2 separate regions of the Homo sapiens genome follow, and region 2 is linked to region 1. Evidence: chromatin loops called from intact Hi-C (ENCODE). Cell type or tissue: PC-9. All regions are shown on one strand. Links, peaks and the distances in the headings refer to the core of each region. The heading gives the core; the rest is flanking DNA.

What was found. Hi-C counts contacts between places; a loop is a spot of excess contacts. Peaks named below come from ENCODE experiments on the same cell type or tissue, not always from the same donor. Only the 100,000 strongest peaks of a DNase experiment are listed, where the experiment ranks them.
Region 2: a loop joins it to region 1, with 6 times the contacts of the local background. A loop is called at or near these places in 1 of 110 quality-filtered maps.

What each region holds. Positions count from the first base shown.
Region 1 is chr11:59,853,588-59,864,368 of GRCh38, forward strand. TCN1 (transcobalamin 1) reads right to left here. Exons shown (of 9, transcript NM_001062.4): 2 at 10,320-10,499; 3 at 8,995-9,135; 4 at 7,940-8,095; 5 at 5,490-5,680; 6 at 2,282-2,471; 7 at 1,065-1,248. Among named protein-coding and RNA genes, the nearest start is that of TCN1, 7.5 kb to the right of the region's middle. In PC-9, for the core only: no CTCF peak of the experiment used is centred there; DNase peaks (open chromatin) are centred at 3,974, 4,314 and 4,634; H3K27ac peaks cover 2,602 bases.
Region 2 is chr11:59,771,364-59,782,144 of GRCh38, forward strand. STX3 (syntaxin 3) reads left to right here. Exons shown (of 11, transcript NM_004177.5): 2 at 1,848-1,931. It also overlaps the pseudogene FABP5P7. Among named protein-coding and RNA genes, the nearest start is that of STX3, 21 kb to the left of the region's middle. In PC-9, for the core only: no CTCF peak of the experiment used is centred there; DNase peaks (open chromatin) are centred at 5,298, 5,918 and 7,073; H3K27ac peaks cover 523 bases.

The DNA.
Region 1 (10,781 bases), core at 1,937-6,936:
CTCCCCACCTGCCATGGTAGATAGGTTTCAGATAACAGCTTCAACCTTCCACCCCAAGATAGTAACTGCTAAAGATACTGATTCAGTAGAAGAACATATGATCCTCATGTGCTAGAGACACCATAAGTTACTGAGTTTTCCCTTAGAAAAGAGGAACAGGAAAGGATAATTTGATATTTCATATTGTGTTTATTAAAAAGTGACAGGTCAGTATCTGTTTTATATTCCGTAGTCATTTTTCTACCTCCCTTAAAGCCCTTGAGGGTAGCCTTTATAATGTATATTATATTATTATTCTGATTTTCTTTATAGCATCCTACACTGTGTTGTTAGATATGATAAATAACTGTCAACTAGAGTTAAGGAGCCAAATAAGTCATACTTTTCAGAGGCAAAGCCATTATTTTAATTTTAATACTTGACCTCCTTGACCAGTTACTTTAGTTTGGGGATCTATGAGTTTTCTGAAAGCGAGGGCAGGGAGAAGCTTCAGGGTATCTGTGAAACCCTCAGTTGAAATGCTAAATTTGGCAGTGGCTCATGCCTGTAATCCCAGCACTTTGGGAGGCTGAGGTGGGCAGATCTCTTGAGCCCAGGAATTCAAGACCAGCCTGTGCAACATAGTAAGATGCTGTCTGTAAAATAAATAAATAAACAAATGCCAATTTTTGTGTGTATGTTCATTTTTTTCCTGGATGAACATTCATTACATTCACTTGATTTTCAAAGGGGTCCGTGATTCAAAAAGAGTTAAGAACCACTGTTCTAGATCTCAAATGTTTGACTTTAGAAGTTACATTTATTGCAAGAATTTTACTGAAATAAGAGAGAGCCCTGAGATTCATTAATTTATTTAGCGAACATTAATTTACTACCTATTATGTGCAAGAAGATGAAATACCTCACCTCCTATTTTAAACTCCTGCTGTGAGATGTAGATGGACAGCAAAGCTACTGACCCAGAAGCATTTTAAATATACTTTGTATTTAGGTGCAAATGCATTCTTACTGCATCTTTAGAAATGACAGCAAACATCTTAACCTTAGGTTAGGTACAGACCTACCCAAATATAGTATCATTCATTTTCTGGGCTTTCTCCATCACACTGAGGAAGACAGAACCATTTAGCACAGTGACATTGGTGAAATATGTTTCATTGATTCTCACAGAGTAATTGACGGAGATATATGATTGTGAGTCAGGAGGTGTCACAGTTATAGGCTCATCAGCGGAGATGTTGAAGTTACCTGGCAGAGACAGAAAAGCCCAGAGCAATATTCAGAAAAATAAAAATGATATTAGAGTTTGCAGACCTACTCAACCCCTATCCAAGGACTCCTTGCCTTTATGCAGACACGGATTTACTATAAGGAGCAATTATCATCACTCAAGGGGCAAATTTCTCATATAACTAAAGCAGAAACTAAGACCCAAACTCACCAGCTTGTGAATGTTGGCACTTGGCTCAACTCCCAGCTGTTTAAGCAATTCAGTTGCTCTAACTTCTGTTTCTCACAGAGGATCCTGATTTTTTTTTTCTTTTTTTGCCTTGGTACAGCATACAATAATGCTTGTCTTTTCTCCTTTTTATTGCTTAACGTTTATTGAAAACATATGAATTGCCAGGCACTATACTAATCATTTTACATGGATTGTCTCATTCAATCTTTACAAAAACCTATGTTAGGTACTGTCCTTGTTCCCAACTTTTACATTAGAAAACTGAAGCTTAGAGGTTAAACATTTTGTCCAAGTTTCCTAAACCTGTGAGTGGCTGAACCAGGAATGGACAGAGATATAAGACAATGTCTCCTTTCCTTCTACCTGGTTGCAAGGTCATTTTTTGAATAAGTAATGCATGCTACAATTTTTGAATACTGGCATATCACTTCCACACAGATGTCTCATTTCCCTAAGGGATCACTCACTGTGCAAAGTCAGAGTCACGGTACCAATACTCCATACTTTATTTAGGATGAGAATGATGCTCAGATCCTTCTATATCCAACAGTCAGAAAATACACCTTTGGAGATAGACATTATTTAATCAGGTCTGCCTTGTTAATGTTTGAACTAAGAGGGACATCTAGCACTCAGTTAAGAACAAATCCTCAGGTGACTGTAAACCCTGGTAACATGAGGAAAACTGAATTCTCTCTGGCAACTGTTATGTTTTGGAGGTTTATCTGGTCACTTTTGGTTTCAAAGGACACCTGAATCTCACATGCTTTGGGTGCTATGGTGAAAAGCGAAACAGTGTGCTCTCTTTAATGCTTATACCTGAAGCAGAGACGCAAGAAGAGTCTTTGTTAATATCCAAGAAGGTCTTTCCCATCAGGGCAGGTAAGACCTGGGCTGCAGCGTTTGGATTGCTGAATGCTCCTTGAGAAATTTCCGTGAGCACTGTATTCAGAGTTTGTTGGCAATTCCAGTCATTTTCATTATAATAGTCTGATGATACAAAGAGGGCCTAATGAGGCAGGGTGGGGTGGGGGGGTGATGAGAGATAAAGAGAGACAGAGAGAGAATATGAGACACTTCAAATAAGGGGGAAGCCTTATCTATAACTATATATGTAACTAATTCAGTATTAATTGAACATTGACTACCTAGGAAGCACCTCAGATAACTCAGTTATCTTTCTTGTTATCCAGAAGCTTATAAACTAGTTTGGGCAGGGAGGTTGGAACTGCTTAATAACACAAGCTATAATAGTTCCAATGAAGGCAGACTTTGCCACATTCATTTCTGTATCCCAGTGCTGGGAAATACCTGTCATATAGGAGACACTCAATAAATATTAACAAACTACTGTAAAAGGAGTTGCCAGAGGAATGCCCTAAGGGATGCATCTAGTGGGATGCCTCTTTCAAAAGAGGAGAGGAGCTCACAAACATTTAATGAAGCTAAAAAAAAAAAAGCTTCCTGGAGAAGGTGGTATTTGAGTTAGGCCTTGGAGAGTAGGATAGAGCACTCAAGAGGAACAACATGAACAAAGGTGTTAGGTAGGAATGGCCAGGACATGACCTGGCAATGATGACAGTATCTGCATTTTAGCAAAGTTCCTCAGGGGATTCCTCCTGGTTTAGGAGAACTGATGTATGGGGAACATTGGAGGCAACTGTGGAAAAACAGGCTGGAGAAGGAAGTTGGGCTAGACTAGTAGATGCTTGAATTTTATGATGAGATGTCTGACCTCATTTGATTGACAACGATGAGGAGGTGTCTGACATTATTTGATTGACAATGGGGAGTCTAATTGTTCATTAAACAGAAACTCTCCTGGCAGCAGAATGTAAGCTTGATTGAAGGGGCAGAATTGTGAGGTAGTAAAAGTTAGGAGGGCATTGGGGTAAGCAAGACAGGAACTAAGGTGGGTCGGACTTGAACATGCTGCTCTGTAGTTTCCCAGGGATGGACAGTTCCTGTTTTCATCTTTTCTTGGAGGTTCTTAAGCTAACCAAGTTGTCCACAAGCATTTGTGGGATATTAAGAAAAAAGAAAAACTGGTCATAGTACATTTCCTCTTAAGACACGTCAATAAATGTTATTCACATACATAACAATAAATTAAATGTTATTAATATTTAAAAATACCCAACAATGTGTTGTAGGCAATTAGCTCTTGATCCTACTGTGAATTTGTATCACCTGTAGGGCTTTTAAACCAGAGCAAGGCCCAGGCTCCACCTCTAAATTTCTGTACTACCTGGCTGGTGTGGGCCTGGGTATTAGTGTTTTCTAAGAGCTCCTTCAGGTGATTCAAATATGCAATGAAAATGGGAAAGCAGTTTATATTCAGTTCAAACTTAGTAAGGCAATCAACAACATAAATAGTAACAACAACAATACAGATAACCTTATGACTGGACCCGTGCTTACACCTCCAGCCTCCTGTTATGTTTCCCAAGGACTCTGTGCTGGTCATGCCGAACACCTTGACCTTAAAATGCCTAACATTCTTTTGTGCTTTTGGGTCTTTGTCCTCACTGTCGTCTCTCCCTTGAAAGTCCTCTAGCCCTGAGTCAGCCTGGAAAATATCTATTCATACTGATGATGCAGTAAAGTTTTTTTTTTTTCTGTAAACCTTCCTTGATCGCTTCTTATATCATCCCCTTAGAGTTTGTAAATCAATGGCTGAATGAATGCAGGAATAAAGTCTCAGACCTCAAAGAGCATATGCACGACAGTGTAGGTGCTGAGTGTGAGTTTTGAGAACAACAGCCCAGGTCCCATCCCAATCTACACCACTTTCTGGTTTTGTGAGATTAGTTAGATTACTGACACAGTTACTGTGACTCATGCTCCTAGTTTAGGAAATGGAGGTGATGGGGTAGTTTGCTCTTATCAGCGGGGGATACATTCCAAGACCTACAGTGGATGCCTGAAACCATGGATAGTACTGAGCCTTAAATATACTATGTTTTTTCCCTATACATCCACTCCTATAATAAAGTTCAGTTTATAAATTAGGCACAGTAGGAGATTAACAACAGCAATAATCAAATAGAACAATTATAATAATATATTACAGCACCATTGCTCTTGTGCTTTGGGGCCATTATTAAGTAAATACGGGTTACTTGAACACATGCACTTCAATGTTGGGACAGTTGATCTGATAACCGGCTACTAAGTGATTAACAAGCATAGACAAAGGGATGAGTCACTTCCTGGGTGGAACAGAGCGGGAAGGTGCAAGATTTTATCACACTACTCAGAATTATGCACAATTTAAAACTTATGCGTTATTTCTGAAATTTTCCATTTAATATTTTCAAGCCTCAGTTGACCTTGGGTGACTGAAACTGTGGAAAGTGAAATTGTGGATAATGGGGGGACTACTGTGTGTGTGAAAGTGTAAACTACGTGTGATAGAACAAGAAAGCAGATTGTAGTAGACTCTAGAGTTTCTTAGAGAAATTGTAGTTAGGAAAAGCTTCCTAGAAGCATTGGCTATGGGGAAGTAAAGCTGAAGATGAGAAGAGTACATGTCAGGGAGGGGAAGGGAATCGTATGAGCAAAATCAAAGTTAGTATAGGAACCGCAGAATGTATAATAAGGTCTTAGGAGGCCAATAAGAAAGGAAAAAGATACTGGCTGGGCGCAGTGGCCCACACCTGTAATCCCAGCACTTTGGGAGGCCAAGGTGAGTGGATCACCTGAGGTCAGGAGTTCGAGACCGGCCTGGCCAACATGGTGAAACTCTGTCTCTACTAAAAATAGAAAAAATTAGCCGGGCGTGGTGGTGGATGCCTGTAATCCCAGCTACTCAGGAGGCTGAGGCAGGTGTAATCCCAGCTACTCAGGAGGCTGAGGCAGGAGAATCGCTTGAACTCGGGAGGCGGAGGTCGCAGTGAGCTGAGCTCGCACCATTGCAACTCCAGCCTGGGCAACAAGAGCGAAGCTCCATCTTAAAAAAAAAAAAATACTGCTTTCTTCCAGAGAAGACTCCCTTCTCTGCCTCCTGTTTCACCCTCTGACTTACCTGCATGGCTTCTCCTGTGCTAAATGTGTTTCCAATGAGACCATTTTCTTTTTTCTCAGACAGAATCTTTTCTACCAGTGACTTTGTATAAATACTGATGTTCTTTAAACTGCCTTCATCTGCTTTGATCTGCCCATTTATTAGACTCTTCTTCACACAGGTCAGAGCCAGGACAGCCATTGCACCAGTATCTGTCAGGAAACAAAACATTGTTGATAGGCGACCAACCACCTCAGTTTGTCCTGGGCCGAGAGGTTTCCTGGGATGTGAGACTTTCAGTGCTAAAAGAAAAACAGATCTAGAAAAACTGGGATGGTTGGTCATGCTAATTGGTGAAGAAAGATTTCAAGATACAGCAATCATCTCTCCAGCACTAACCACTCAAATATTTAAAGATTTCTTCCCAATGTTCAGTTGCCATGTACTCCATAGTTCATACCTCATACTGTAGTGCGATGGGTCTCCCACTTAAGGTTACTTAAGGGAGATGCACCTCACTAGTGGCCACCATGGCCAGTTTATTTTTCCCAGTGATAATGTACTCTGGCCACCTTTAGCTCATATACTAGCATTGTATATTTTGGTACTTATGACACTGTGTCCTGTGTTGTTCAGCTATTTCTGCTATAGTTCATCTTGACTTAAAGCCAAGCTCCTGGAGGTTTAGAGAGTGGTGTCTTGTATGTGTGTGTATGTGTGTCTGCAATCATATGTAAAGAAGTACTTAACATAGGGTCAATGCTCAGCTGAACATATTTAAAAAGAAAATTCAAGATGCATGCTGAAAGAGAAAAAGGGAAGTGCCCTGCAAAGATATGTCTGCTGCCTGAACTGTCTGAAGCCCAGGCCATGGAGCCCAGCTGAGGAACAGGTGTCTTTGAGAATCCAAACATCCTGGAAAGCATCTAAGAACTTGCCAAGGAAAAGAGACCCATCACACACACATAGCAGGTAAAAAGCCAGGAAATTAGCTTAAAAGCAGTTTAGGGTGGGATGTAGCACGAATCTCTAAAGCTCTCTTGCTGCTGTCTGGAGTGTTTTTTGTTTGTTTGTTTTTTGTTTTTTGGTTTTTTTTGAGACGGAGTCTCGCTCTTGCTGCCCAGGCTGGAGTGCTGTGGTCCGATCTCCCTGCGAACTCTGCCTCCTGGGTTCTAGTGATTCTCCTGCCTCAGCCTCCTGAGTAGCTGGGATTACAGGAGTGAGCCACCACGCCCAGCTAATTTTGTATTTTTAGTAGAGACGGGGTTTCACCATGTTGGCGAGGCTGGTCTTGAACTCCCGACCTCAGGTGATCCACCCGCCTCGGCCTCCCAAAGTGCTGGGATAACAGGTGTGAGCCACTGCACCCTGCCTTTTTTTTTTTTTAAATACAATTCTGGGTTTCTTTTTTTACACATATTTTGGTCATAAAACACCTATGGATTTGTAGGTGCATACACATGGACAGTATTTCACTTTTACATCTTGGTTGCTCTCATCTTTTCCATCTTTCTCTAATCTTTTAGCCATGTTGGCTGAGGGATTGAGAAAACCTAAGAGGCTGAATCAAATAAACTGTCTTTGTAAGGCTCTCAAGGGTTTCATTAGACTGATTAGAAAATAGTACTTTACAGAGTTGTTGCCCAGTAAACCTCTTTACAAAAGAGGATGAGGCAAGAGACTGGAAGAAGGAAAGATAAGGACACGTTTTCTGGCTTGATACTTGGTGTCTCCTGTGTTCTTTAGCATGGGACCTTTCCTCTCTCATGGGAAAAGAAGTCTGAGAAATCTCACATTCTCCTTACTATCCAGAAATACTACATGGTGATTTGCTTTGAACTTCAATTTGAACTTTGAATTTGGAGAAAGATGAACTTGTATATCTGGATCCATAGAGGCTAAGCACCTATACTAACTGTCTAAAGACTTCTTTATGGATATTAAGGCTGACACAGTGGGAAATTTCTGGTTCATTTCCCAAGGTGAATATACAATCTATTGATTAAAATATTGGACTTTGTCACTGGAGAGGTGGTATTGTTCAAGACTCTCGAGGTATCCAAATTGTCCCAATAAACTAGAGAAAGAGACAGTGTTAAGATAAACGAATTCCATTGCATTTCCCTTTTCTAAAACTTACCCTTTCTAAAATATTTCATGTGGATATTCTCATGCCTTATCCTCATCTTACAAATGGAAAAATTAAGATCAAGAGTTAACATTCATTGTTTATATAACCCAAAGAAGAGCTGGAGCAGAAACCGGGTATTTCTACTATACCACACATCTAGAAAGAAGCTTAAATGCCATCCATCATCCATTCTTCTCAAAAAGAAAATTCCCTTTTGAGGGGACTAGAGCAAAGAGGGTAGAAAATAAAATCCAGGTACTTACTGGTAGAAAAACTCAAAGAGCAAGACCTACTGGTGACCATGTCCTCTGTACCAAGGGAATTGGGCTTAGTAACTCACCTACTGAGAACTGGCTACCAAAATAATAGTTTTTATTTTCAGGAGTGAAGTGGTTGACAACTTCGGCGGTTGAGTAGTTCCCATTGAACAGACACAAGGCCAAAACGTCCAGGCTGAGCTGGTAGTAGTTAGTCAGGGGAGTGCCATTGTGTGCTTCTAGAAAAGAGAAGAAATACCTCCCTTAATCATGGAAGTGGTAATGGCGTATGCATTTTCCATCTATTCCTACTTACTCTATTTTAATTTCTTTACATTTAAGGAAAGGTGGCTAATAGAAGGGGGAGGTCACCCATAGAATCAGAAAACCTGAGAAATGTGAGGGCTTTTAAGGGCCACTAAATTCCGCTCAATTTCTTTCATTTTATAACTGAGGGGACACAGTCTTAAAGAGATTAAGATGCTATCTAGATATTCAGATGGTTACAGAGTTAGGGCCAGAATACAGGTTTTCAACCTCCAAGCCTCTTGCGTTTTCAATAGTAAGGTGTTGAAACTGTAAGTAGAAACCTAGGTTAGAGGCCATCTCAAAGGAAAATGGACTTACTGAAAAATAGAATAAATATTGGGTGGGAACTGAAATAAAAACAGTGCACCTCACTAGTGGCCACCATGGCCGGTTGATTTTTCCCAGTGATAATGTACTCTGGCCACCTTTAGCTCATATACTAGCATTGTATATTTTGGTACTTATGACACTGTATCCTGTATTGTTCAGCTATTTCTGGTGTAATTCATCATTTGACTTAAAGCCAAGCTCCTGGACGATTAGAGAATGGTGACTTGTGTGTGTGCATGTGTGTGTGTGTGTGTATGTGTGTGTGTGTTTCTGCCATCATATGTAAAGTAGTACTTGACATAGGGTCAATGCTCAGCTGAACATATTTAAAAAGAAAATTCAAGATGCATACTGAAAGAGAAAAAGGGAAGTGCCCTCAAAGACATAGTGAGATGAACGGGATGAAGAGAAGGAAAGAGTGGAGGGAAACTTCATATAGTTTTGAATCAGTGGAGGAGAAGACAAGGTAGTCTAGGGTCTCTAAATATTTAATTCTTACCCATATTTTCAATTTCTGCTTGGAATTTATTTTCTAGCTTGTCGATCAGGTGGTAATCATATATTAAGTTTTCCTCAGCGTTACGACATACTCCCAAAGCCAGTATAATCAAGGCAAGCTCTCCCGAGCTTACATCTGACACTGAAAAGAAAAGTATTCAAGCTTAATAAGGTACAGGCTTGTGATTTTTTGGGCCTCCTGATTTCCTTGAGACTTATATTGCCTATCACTTTTTTCTTCTGTTGCGCTCTATACAGTCTTGTGTCGCTTAATGATAGGGATAAATTCTGAGAAACTGGTTGTTAAGCGATTTTGTCATTGTGCAAACATCACAGAGTGTACTTACACAACCTAGATGGTATAGTTGACTACACACCTAGGCTATAGGGTACAGCTTGTTGCTCTCAGGCTAAAAACCAGTATAGCATGTTACTGTCCTGAATACTATAGGCAATTGTAGCCCAATAGTATTTGTGTATCTAAACATATCCAAGCACAGAAAAGGTACAATAAAAATACACTATTAAAATCTTGTGGGACCACCGTCATATATATTCATCATTATGTGATGCATTCCTGTATGAATATTTGATTCCTCTCTTCTTTATCCTCAAAGCAGAGCCTTTTAGAGCAGTACTGTATAAATGCAAACTAAATCTTTGTCTTTTCCATAAAAATCACAGAATCGTTTTGGAATCATACAATCCTTATGAAAGTGAAAAAGAGGAAAAATAGATAAACAACAAGATCTTGGGTTTTTTTTTCTTTGTGGTACCAGCTTGCTAGGATAGTAATTCTTGATTTTTAATGTTCTGCCTTTTAGAGTATCCAAACTCTCAGGATTCTCATAATTCTTATAATAATATTATGAGGTAGGTAAGAGTGGCTTCTTTTCCCCTTATACTAATTAGAAAACTGAGGCTCAGTATTAACATGACTGGTTCAAGGCCCACCCATACCTAGTTCAAATCTGGGTTGTTCCATGGTTGCCTTTCCATCACCAGCTTTCTTAGTTATGATCTGTATTCCCATGTGGTTGTGAACTAAGCTAGCTTATATAACAGCATTAATGGATAAAAATCCATAGCTTTTGTTTGTGGCTTCTTGAAGAAAAGTGGTTTTTAAGACCAAAAGAAGCAAGACCTAGCTCTAGGGTGAATGGCATGGGATTGTATTTTGGGCATGTTTCTGTTACCTCAAGTTTGGTACCATTAGAAGGGATGTAGCAGGGATACTTTGGATGCATAATTTTTTAGGATTAGTTGCAGATAATCTTTAAATAGGTAGATTTTTTTCTAAATCTTCCAGAATATACAGCAACTTACATCTGCTTTTCACATTGTATTTGATTTGTTGGATCATCTTTTGCATCAGGGTTTGGATCTGGATTCCAACAAGTTTGAGGGACAACACAACATTGACAGCGCTGGTTCCCCTGTTATAGTTTGACTGGATCATTGTATTCAACAGAGGTTTTAGGCGGATGTAGTTTTCTTCACTTACCTCTGTGGCAGAGAAGGAAGGAAATAAGAAACACATACTCAGAAAATAGTAAGACTTGCAGCAGGGGTTATATAAAAATATTTAGTAACAGATATGGCACAGACCTAGACCAATCCAGTGGCTGCAGACTGTGTTGGTGGAATAATACAAAGGTGGGTCTTGAACCCACCCCCATGCCAGACATTACTCCTTTAACAACCAACATGAAAATGTTTTAATATTTTAACAACTGGTGCAGACTTATCATTGTGTACTGGCAGACTCCTGCCTGGGAAATCTAGCAT
Region 2 (10,781 bases), core at 3,104-8,103, 81 kb before region 1:
TGAGTCTTCCTGCATAAATTTGCCCCCCGTCCCCCCACCTCCCCCCCCCCGCCCGCCCACAGAATCTCCAGGAGTTTGTAGTCAGTGGGGAAAGACAGGTGAGTAAAGGGCTGTGATGGTTGGTGTCGAAAGTTTGTGCAAAGTGCAGTGGGAGCTTAGGGAGGTTTTAACTTTTGCATGCGGGAGCCATGCCCAGGTCAGGCATACAGAGGTTGTCCGAGCTGAGTTTTAAGGGCTAAGGAAATGTTTGTCAGTTGGACCAATGCCTTTCAGCAGAACTCCCTGTGTGATAGAGTGATCTAAAAGAATGGTGTGTCCAGGGAATGGTGTGTCCAACTGCTTGCTTGGTCTAGAGTGTGCATCATAGAAGGAGAAGTATGGGTGGAGCTGGATCTTAAAGGGCCCCACGTGCTCTGTTAGGCACTGGGCCTTTAAATTATAGGAGCTAAGCTATCATTGGATGATGTTACGTGGCAGAAGGACATGATCAGTTCTGAGTTTAGGGAAGTTGATCGGGGAGGTGGTAGCAGTGCCCTCAAATTCGACTCCCTTGAATGTGGCTATTAACCTGGGGATGCTGATTGTTGCAGACCAGCCAGAGAATGAGATGCTGGGGGAGCCAATCAAGAGACTGTCCACATGGCTGGAGAATCCCAAATAGCCATAGGATTTCCCAGTAACAACTTCTGCCGTGGATTCAGGGGGATGGTCGTGGGTGAAGGAAAGAGGCTTCTGGTGGCATTCATTGCCCATGGAATTCTAAGTGTTCGAGAGTGCTATATCTTGGACTTAGAGGGTCAGAGGCTGATGAAGCTTGTGAAGAAGCAGGTGTGGGGGGTTTATCCCCTGCCTCACCTCCACCTTTCACAACAGTCAGTTCTCTGTGCTTAGAAATCAGCAATGTGCTGTGCAGCAGCTGTCTGGGAAGAACATTGAACAGGAATGTAGAAACAGCTCAGGCCCTTATGCTGGGTGGGAATGGAATCACTTCCTTTAGATGGCCATTTTGTGAATTTTTACAGAGGAAGTTGAATGAGATTGAGAAAGCTTGGGTCCCCAGAGGTGGCTGGGGGCCGGGGGAGAGCTTCCTCTTTCTTATAAACAGGAGCTTCTGACAGGGAGTGACATAGCATTGTTTCCTTTGTGATAGGTGGTTTCTGAAAACAGGAAAATCTTTACTCCTAATGTGAAAATTGAAAGCTTGTCCTTTGTAGGAATTGTGTCTGGAACCTGTTTGAACAGCATGGAGAAGGGTTTAGCGACCCTGGGGTTCAGATCCAAAAGATAAGTTTGATTCTACCTGTTGCCATGTTTTAGCTGTGTGGTTTTTGCCAAGTTACCTAACCTCCCTAAGTTTTAGGTTCCTCAACTGTAGTGAGTTACAGTAACTACCACCACAACCAACAGCAACAAAACCTAGCATGTGTTGAACTTACAGTGTACCAGGCACCATACAAAAGCATCCTATATTCATTATCTCTTTTATACCTTACACAATCCTATGAAGCAGGTAGTGTTTTTATCAGCATTTAACAGATAAGGAAACCTAGGCACAGCAAGATAGGTAACTTGCCAGTTCCTCCCTTTCTCACCCCTCACCCCCTGAAAGAAACACACACACACACACACACACACACACACACACACACAACCCAGCAATTGGTAGAGCTAGGATTTAATTTCAGATGTTGAGACACCGGAATTTGATATATCAGAGAGCTGTTATGAGTTTTAAAGGAAATTATGTGTAAAATGCTGAATATAGTTCCTAGTACTTCGTGAGCATTCAATAATTTAGCCATTTATTGTGTTTTTAGCCTCACTCTGCTCTTTTTTGCCTTTTGCAGAAGCAGCTGACACAGGATGATGATACTGATGCGGTTGAGATTGCTATCGACAACACGGCTTTTATGGACGAGTTCTTTTCTGAGGTAGGCAACCTTCCTGTATTTTTTTCTAAATGTACATAAGGAAACACTATTTCCTTAGTAAGAATAAAAAACCTTAGATTTTTCAGGGTAGCAGAGGAAGGTCACAGTTTTTTGCTAGGGTGGGATGGCCAGACAAAGAAATTAAAATAACATTATTTTCAATATTTACTTGAATCTGGATTTTTAAAAATCTTAAGAAAGTCAGCAGAGGGTCAATTATATGTAATTGAAGAGATGCTTTTAAAATCTTACTCCGTATGACAACATTTTAATGATATCCTTTCTTGCTTAAAGTACATAACAAATACAGAATCAACCATAGGATCACAACCATGAGTATAAAACATTGCATCTTTAGGCTTGTGATTCAGATACATCAAATGTGTAGTTTTGAAAATTTTGGGGCCAGACATGGTGGCTCACACCTGTAAGCCCAGCACTTTGGGAGGCCAAGGCAGGTGGATCACTTGAGGTCAGGAGTTCAAGAACAACCTGGCCAACATGGCAAAACCCTGCCTCTACTAAAAATACAAAAATTAGCCAGGCACACCTGTAATCCCAGCTACTTGGGAGGCTGAGGCAAAGGAATCACTTGAATCCGGGAGGTGGAGGTTGCAGTGAGCCGAGATCGCACCACTGCACTCCAGCCTGGGTGACAGAGTGAGACTTTGTCTCACACACACAAAAAAAAAAAAAAAAAAAAAAATTATAGTCCCTCTGACTTAATTCTAGTGGTAACTGAGAAACCAAACTGCCAGTTTAGTTTTGTAAAAGTTCAACAGGGGCAAAAATGGGTTCATGTCTACAGATCCATGTACTCTGATCTTAAAGGTCCTCAATGGGATGGTACTATGATAGGTAGGTGGTGGAGGAAAGCTTGTAGAGGCAGTAGTATATCGTGGATGAAAACACTGGCTTTCGAGCTGGGTAAACTTGGGCCCAAATCTCAACCCTGCTTCTGAGAAGCTGTTGATTTCATGAACGTTCCTTAACAATCTGTGTCTGGGCTTCCTTACCTGTAAATTAGGATTGATAATGTAATTTCCCACAGGTGGGATCACCTGAGCCTAGGAGTTTGAGGCTGCAGTGAGCTATGATCATGCCACTGCATTCTAGCCTGGGCAACAGAGTGAGACCTTGTCCCCTAAAAAAAAAAAAAAAAAAAATTCACTGGTGATCCAGTGTTTAGGTAAGAAAAGAAAAAAACAATAAACAACAAAAATCCCCATTGAGTTGCATAAGGATTAAGAGGGACAGGCCAGGCGTGGTGGCTCACGCTTGTAATCCCAGCACTTTGGGGGGCCGAGGTGGGCGGATCACAAGGTCAAGAGTTTGAGACCAGCCTGGCCAACACAGTGAAACCCTGTCTGTACTAAACATACAAATATTAGCTGGGTGTGGTGGTGGGCACCTGTAATCCCAGCTACCCGAGAGGCTGAGGCAGGAGAATCGCTTGAACCCAGGAGGCGTAGGTTGCAGTGAGCCGAGATTGCGCCACTGCACTCCAGCCTGGGTGACAGCGGTAGACTCCGTCTCAAAAACAAACAACAACAACAAAAACCAAGAGGAATAATGTTTGTAACACAGCATAGCATCTGGCATATATGTGCTTAATGAATGATAATTCAAAAAACAAAAACAAAAAGCTCACTATTGTTGAAGTTTCTGCCACCATACTATGGTTTCTTAGGTTTTTAATTTCCCCTGGAAAGAAAACAAGAAGTATCGTGCTCTTTTTGCAGAGAGAATGTGATGCTTCCCATCCTCTAGACTGTGGATGTGGAAAAGTAACCCTCCAGTTTTTTTTCTGAAAGGAATGGAGTGGGGCATGACGGTTCGTGCCCATTTATCTGTTAGAGTAATAAACAGGAATTAAGAATAAACTTGAATGTGTGCTGGCCTGATTGGGAAGTTGGCTGTAAACTCTCCACAGATCCCCACCCTCCTCACAGGCGGGTCCATCAGAGTCATAGTGAGATCAAACAACACTTAGGCTTTGTGAGTCCAGTGTTACTCCAATTGTGGATCGTGGAAGGACAATATCCTTTCACTCCGTGATGGGGGTGGACTTAAGGAGATGTTTGAAGTCTTTCTAGCTCATCTCAGTCTGCCTTGGAGAACCAGATACATTAAAGAACTTCTTCCCTAAGATAAGGAATCTTTTCCAATAACTGTGTTCTCCTTTTTCTTCTGAGCCAGTCAGAGGGTCCCTGAGAGGACCCTCTTTGTTAGGTGTGAAGATGGTGGGCTTTGGCCTCTAAAACATGGTTTGAGTCCACTTTTCAAGCATTTCGTAGCAGTGTAACCTTGGTCAGGTTGCTTAACATCTCTTAGTTTTAATGTCCTGCTCTGGAAATTGGGAGTGTTAGTACTTACCTTTCAAGGATGCCATGAGGATCATATGAGATCACACATCTGGGAAGGATCGTCAGACATAAAAGCACTGGATGGGTGGTAGCTACTTCTGAAGAGGCTGTTGAAGATTTAACAAGACCTTCAGGGCTGCTGCATTGCTTATTTCTTTCTCTTTGTTATGTGTGTGTCTGTCATTTAGGGAAAAACCCCGTGAAACTTATATTTAGAGTGGAGAAGAGGGACAGCATGGGGAGGTGGAAAGAACATGATCTTTGAATTAAATTCCATATCTGCCACTAACTGTGTGATCTTGTTCACATTCCTTAACTGTTCCAAGTATCAGTGGGTTTATCTGTAAACTGGGGAGAAAAATATTCATGTCATAGATTTGGTAGAGATTAAAGGAGCTAATGCTCAGAAAGTACTTAGCATGGGGTTCAGCAGTGTTACTTTCCTCTTTTCTTGGATCTGATAGAGCACAGAGAGGATAAGGCCTTGGGGGAGTGGGGAGAAGTAAGAGGGAGTGGATCAAGTAGGCTCTGGCCCCACCTAACATGGTCTGAATCTCAGCTCTGCCCATTACCAGTGGTACAATTTTGGAAAAGTTAACTACTCTAAACCCCAGTTTTCTCTAAAAAGAGAATATTACCTGTTGGATTTTATGGATATAAAATGAGAAAGGGTATGGGTGCACCTATCACAGTGCCTGACATCTAGTACATATGTTCTTATCACCCTTCTGTCCCCCAGTGTACTTATGAATAAGTAGACCACAAAGTTTATTTTATAGAATGTGGTGTAGATATACTGTTGAAATTGGGATAAATTATGTTTCAGAGAATAGAGATTTGGGGAAATGAGAGATTGTCCCCCTCTATGTGACTGGTGATCATGCCCACTACACCCTGCAGGTTATATAACTAAGTCGCTTTCTTGGGAAAGCACTCTTGATAAAACTTACTGTTTGGACTGGTTCCAGGAGGTCATCCTTGGTTATTTGCTGAGAGCATGAATCACAGCTTAGTCATAGAGGTATTTGCAAGGTGCACATGAAGTCATAGGACCAGGGTGTTTTCAGAATGTGATTTGCACTGTCAGATTCCATTGTATCTTCTCTAGCTTCTTGATCGTTGGAAAAAAAGATTGGCCCTTGGGTTTTCAGGCCACTTTGGCTGATCAAGCCAGAGCCTGGTAAATGATAAACGCCACATTTTTGTCTAATTTGCAGTTGTCTATATTTTTCTTGGTTTGTTTGCTCAGTTGGCAGAAAGTAATGTTCAGATGAAACAGACCTGCCTTTGGAGGCAGAAACATTAGGGGTTTATTTTTCTGTATTCGTTTATCTATTCATCAAAGTATTTGAGCGCTTACTGTCTTCAAGATAGCATGTTAGGTGCTGGGGATCCAATGTTCTGTGACAGGATTCTCGCCCCCTGTTGTCTCCTTATCTGGTAAGGGTGATAGAAATTTTTAAAATGTTGTTATATGATAAGAAAAGTGTCAGTAAGGTACCATGGGAGCACAGAAGAGGAAGCGTTAAATTCTGCCTGCAGAGAGGAAGGTGAGGGAAGATTTCCCTGGTTCTTAACTAGACTTGTCATCAGAATCACCTGGGGAGTTTTTTGCACATACACATACCTGATTCTTAGGGACTGGAATGGCTCAGACTTTTGGATTTTTAGGAATGTCTTCCGGATAATTCTGTTGCCTACTGCAGCTATGCACCACTGCAAAGTGATGGGGAACCTTCGAGGATTTAAACAAGGAAGTGATGGGCTCAGAGTGTGTTTTAGAAAATTCACTCCGATGGCAGTTTGTGGAGGGTGCGAAAGACCTGAAATGGAAAGACCAGCAAGCCAGCGATGGAGCCTTGACCTGAATCTGTGATCCTGAGCAGCAGTGTAGCCTATCATTTAGGGATGCTTTTGACTAACTGTGGCTTAAGCAACAAAGATATGTAATTATTTTGCATATGAAGTAGTTTGGGGTTAGGGATGGTGCCGTTTAAAGGTCAGCTTGGGGTTCTAGGTCAGCATCACTGTGATCCTCTTGGCTTTTCTCTTAGGATTGTGAGAGAGAGAGTCTGTTCTGTGATTATCTATTGTTATATCACAGCATAGCCCCAATATTTAGTGGTATAAAACAACTGTTTGTTTTGCTGACAGATTCTGTGGAGTAGGAATTCAAACAGGGCAAAGTGGGTCCGGATTACTTCTGCTCTACAATTTCTGGGGCTTTTATTGGGAAGACTTGAACAACTGCAGGCTAGAATCTTGTAGAGGCTTTTAAAATTTTACTGTCTGGTGCCTTTACTGGGGTGGCTCAAGGGAAAAGCTCAGCAGAGACTGTCAGTCAGAGCACCTACACTTGGCTTCTTTCTGTGGCTTGGGCTTCTCGTAGCTGGCCCACTTAGGGCTATTGAACTTGTTACATAGAAGCTCAGGGATGCAAGGCAAGTGTTCCAGCTACAGAAGTTACATAGCACATCACTTCTGCTTGGCTCTGTTACTGAAGCAGTCACAAGCCTGCCAGATTAAAAGAGCGGTACATAGGTCCCACCTGCCTGTGTTTTGAAACCACCAGAGTCAGAGCTCTATTTGGCATCACCCTGTGACAGCGTTGCAAGCATTAAGAAAGGGTGCAGCTAGAAAAGTCCAAAGGTCCTTTCATCAGAGAGGAAAACTGCCCAGATCCTCCAATCTGACTTCCCTTGTGGCCTCCTGGATAGCACTGGGTCACATGGTGTGGGCCTCCTTAGCTGGAAGGGACACCAGGAAAGTGAGTACTCAGCAAAGGGACAGGATTGCCAGGATTGCCATCAAACACATCATGATTCATCCTCTGGGGCTGGCAATGCCACTACCCAAACAAAGTCAGATTTCTGTTAAAAAGAAAGAGAGGGAAGGGGCCAGGGAATGGCTGTTTGTTGGGTCAGTGAAAATGCGTTGTCACAGATGGCAGTGTGAGGTGCAAAAAGCCTTCTGTGATCAAATATGTTTGAGAAATGCTTCCTGCTTCTTTCTTCTCTTGGAAACTTAAAATGCACGTTAACTTATTGAAAGCTCTAAGAAGTCCTGTAATAAATCAGCTTAACTTGGCTATCCTAGCATTTAATTTTTCAGAGCAACACTTTCTAACATGGAACTTCTATTAATAAGGATGAAAGTTTTCTTTTCTTTTCCTTTTTTTTTTTTTTTTTTTGGGGATGAAGTTTCGCTCTTGTCGCCCAGGCTGGAATGCAACAGTGTGATCTCGGCTCACTGCAGCCTCCGCCTCCTCCTGGGTTCAAGCGATTTTCCTGCCTCAGCCTCCCAAGTAGCTGGGATTACAGGCATCCACAACAATGCCCAGCTAATTTTTGTATTTTTAGTAGAGACGGGGTTTCACCATGTTGGTCAGGCTGGTCTGGAACTCCTGATCTCAGGTGATCTGCCCGCCTTGGCCTCCCAAAGTGTTGGGATTATAGGTGTGAGGCACCACGCTGGCCAAAAATTTACTTTTTTGAATGCTGTCTTAGTTTGGGCTGCTATGAGAAAGTACCGTAGACTGAATGGCTTATAAACAATAAGAATGTGTTTCCTACAGTTCTGGAGGCTGAAAGTCCGAGACCAGGATTCCAGCATGATCGGGTTCTGGTGAGGACCCTCTTCTGGGTTGTGGACTGCCACCTTGCTGTATCTGTATCCTTACAGGGTGGAAAGAGCAAGCTAGCTCTTTGGCCTCTGCTTATAAGTGCACAAAACACAGTCATGAGGGCTCCACCCTTACAACCTAAATGCCTTCCAAAGGTCCCATCTCCCTCTAAGTACCATCCCATTGGGGATTAGGCATCAACATATTAATTTTGGGAGAGCACATTCAGTCCATAAGAAGTATGCATTTGTAGTGGTATAACAGACCATTTGTAGTGATATAAGAAGCATACTTGTCTCCTGCAGTTACTTATATTCATTTATTTATTCAGCAAATGTCTACTGAGTAACCCACATGCTTGACAGTGATGAATATCAAGTAGTCTAAGTTGAGCAACACGTGGTCCTAGTGCTTGAGGGGATCTGAATCAGTTCTGGGAGAAGTTAGGGTGGATAAATTGTGGGCATAGTGCAGCAGAGCCTGGCTGGGGTGAGGGGTGGGTGGAGCAATACCTGGCTGGAGGAGCTGTGAGGTGACCAGTCTTGAAGCATATGGATTTGCTAGGTATGCTTGATTTTTGTTAGAACTAAGAACCTCAAAGTGAATCCAACTTGGAAATCCACACATTAAATCTAGCAGGTTAAATACTTTTTAATTCTTTAAGTAGAATATTGGATGACAATGACCTACCAGGCAAACTGGTAGATTCTGCATTTCTGGGCTCTTCCAATGGGGCAGGCAGGAAGCCTTGCCAGTCATTTGCCTATTTGCATTCAGGACCATTCCCTACTGTCCTTCCTCTGCTCTTCTCTGTATCACAGGGAACTACATTTCCCAGCTTCCCCTGCCAATTGCTTTTGGTATATTTGACTAAGGAGAGTGTTATGGACTGAATGTTTGTGTCCCCTCAAAATTCATATGCTGGAGTCTAATCGCCAATGTGATGGTATTTGGAGGTAGGGCTTTTGGGAGGTAATTAGGTCATGAGGGCGAATTAGTACCCTTATAAAAAGAGACGTGAGAAAGATGATCTCTCTCTCAGCCATGTGAAGATACTGGAAGAAGGCAGCTGTCTACAAGCCAGGAAGAGGGTCCTCCTCAGACATCAGATTTGCCAGTGGACTTCCTAGCCTCCAGTACTGTGAGAAATATATCCTGTGTTTAAGCCACCTAGGCTATGGTATTTTTCTTACAGGAACCTGAACAGATTAAGACAGTGAGGTACTAGCAGAAGACTCAAGGAGGAGGGAAGAGACCATAGTTTTCCTCCTTTCTCTCTCTACCTCAGACATGCCTTCTTCATGGCCTCAGCTCTTTCTCAATAGACCCCGCCTCCATGGTCCCAGTTCTGCTGGTCAACTCCACCATGGTCTGGTCCCCATCAGACAGCTCTGGCTTTAGGCTCTGGTGACCCTGCCTTCCTTCTCTTTCGCTCTGACCTGCTGTTGCTAATTTTCAGAGTGCCCCAGCAAACTTCTGTTTGGCTTCTTGACGCTTCCATCCCTGCATAAACAATCCCTTTATTATATTACTTTGATTAAAATAACTAGATAGGTTTTCACTTTCCTGACTAAGTTTTGAGTGATGCAAAGCCCCAACACACTTAATTTACTTGAGATTATTGTCTCAGAATACTTGTTTTCATTGGTCAGTATAATTCTGAGATCATTCTTTTCTTTTCATTCATAAAAGGAGAATTGAAACATTAGTCCTGGTCTTGATAAAATGCTTTTGGGACTTGACTTCCATTGCTTGGTTGACTGAGGTGGCCTTTTCCCTCCCTTTTCATCAACATTTGTTTTCTTTTTTTTTTTTTTTTATATTAGCACAAACACATTTATTTATTAACCAAAGGGATGATCCTAATTAATCCAACACACTTTGAAATAGCTGCATGTAAAATGTTTATGATAAAGATAATTGAACACAGTAATGAAAAAAAAAAGAAAGAAACAGTATGGAGATTTGCTCATTGAACTGAGCTTGGTCATTCTCTTAATTAACTCCTGTCCAAAGTGATGATGGAATTTTTATTCTACTTTTTCATAGATCCGAGTACAGGTGACATTGTTCATGACACACTCCACCACTAATTTCCCATCTTTCAATTTTCTTGTTATTGTGCTTTCCTTCCCATCCCACTCCTGATGCTGAACCAATGCACCATCTGTAAAGTTGCAGACAGTCTGAGTTTTTCTGCCATCAGCTGTGGTTTCTTCAAACTTCTCTCCCAGGGTACAAGAAAACTGTGTTGTTTTCAAAGTGCTCTCAGTTTTTATGGTGAGGTTTTTACCATCACAAGTGATGATACAATCTGGCTTGGCCATTGCGCCCATTTTTCGCAAAGCTATTCCCACTCCTAGCTCCTTCATGTATTCATCAAAGCCTTTGCTGTCCACCAGGCGCCATCTTCCTTCCAGCTGCTGAACTGTGGCCATGGTGGGTGCGGGCGGGCTGGCGTGCAGAGAGCAACATTTGTTTTCTAAAGCAAAGAAGCAAACAAATTAAAGAGGACTTGACTGAGCAGCTCTAATATGAAGACTGCTTGGGATTCTGTCATTTTTTGGGGAAAGTGAAGGTGTATAAATTGTGAAAAGGAGGGATCATTTGACAGTTAAAATCACATTGCTCTTGTCACCTCGCAATAAGTTTTCAATACGTAAATATGCAGCAATTAATGCTCAACTAGAGGTACAAGGTACCTGGGAGTTTAGGAGAGGCCGAGACTAATTCTTAGGGAGAATAAACAGAGCTTTTTTGCTTAGCCTTCCATCTTACCCCATGCAACCTGCCAGTTCCACAAACTAGTACTTTCTCTGCTTTTCCTTGTTTAATTAGATTCCACTGGCTAATTAGGTCCAG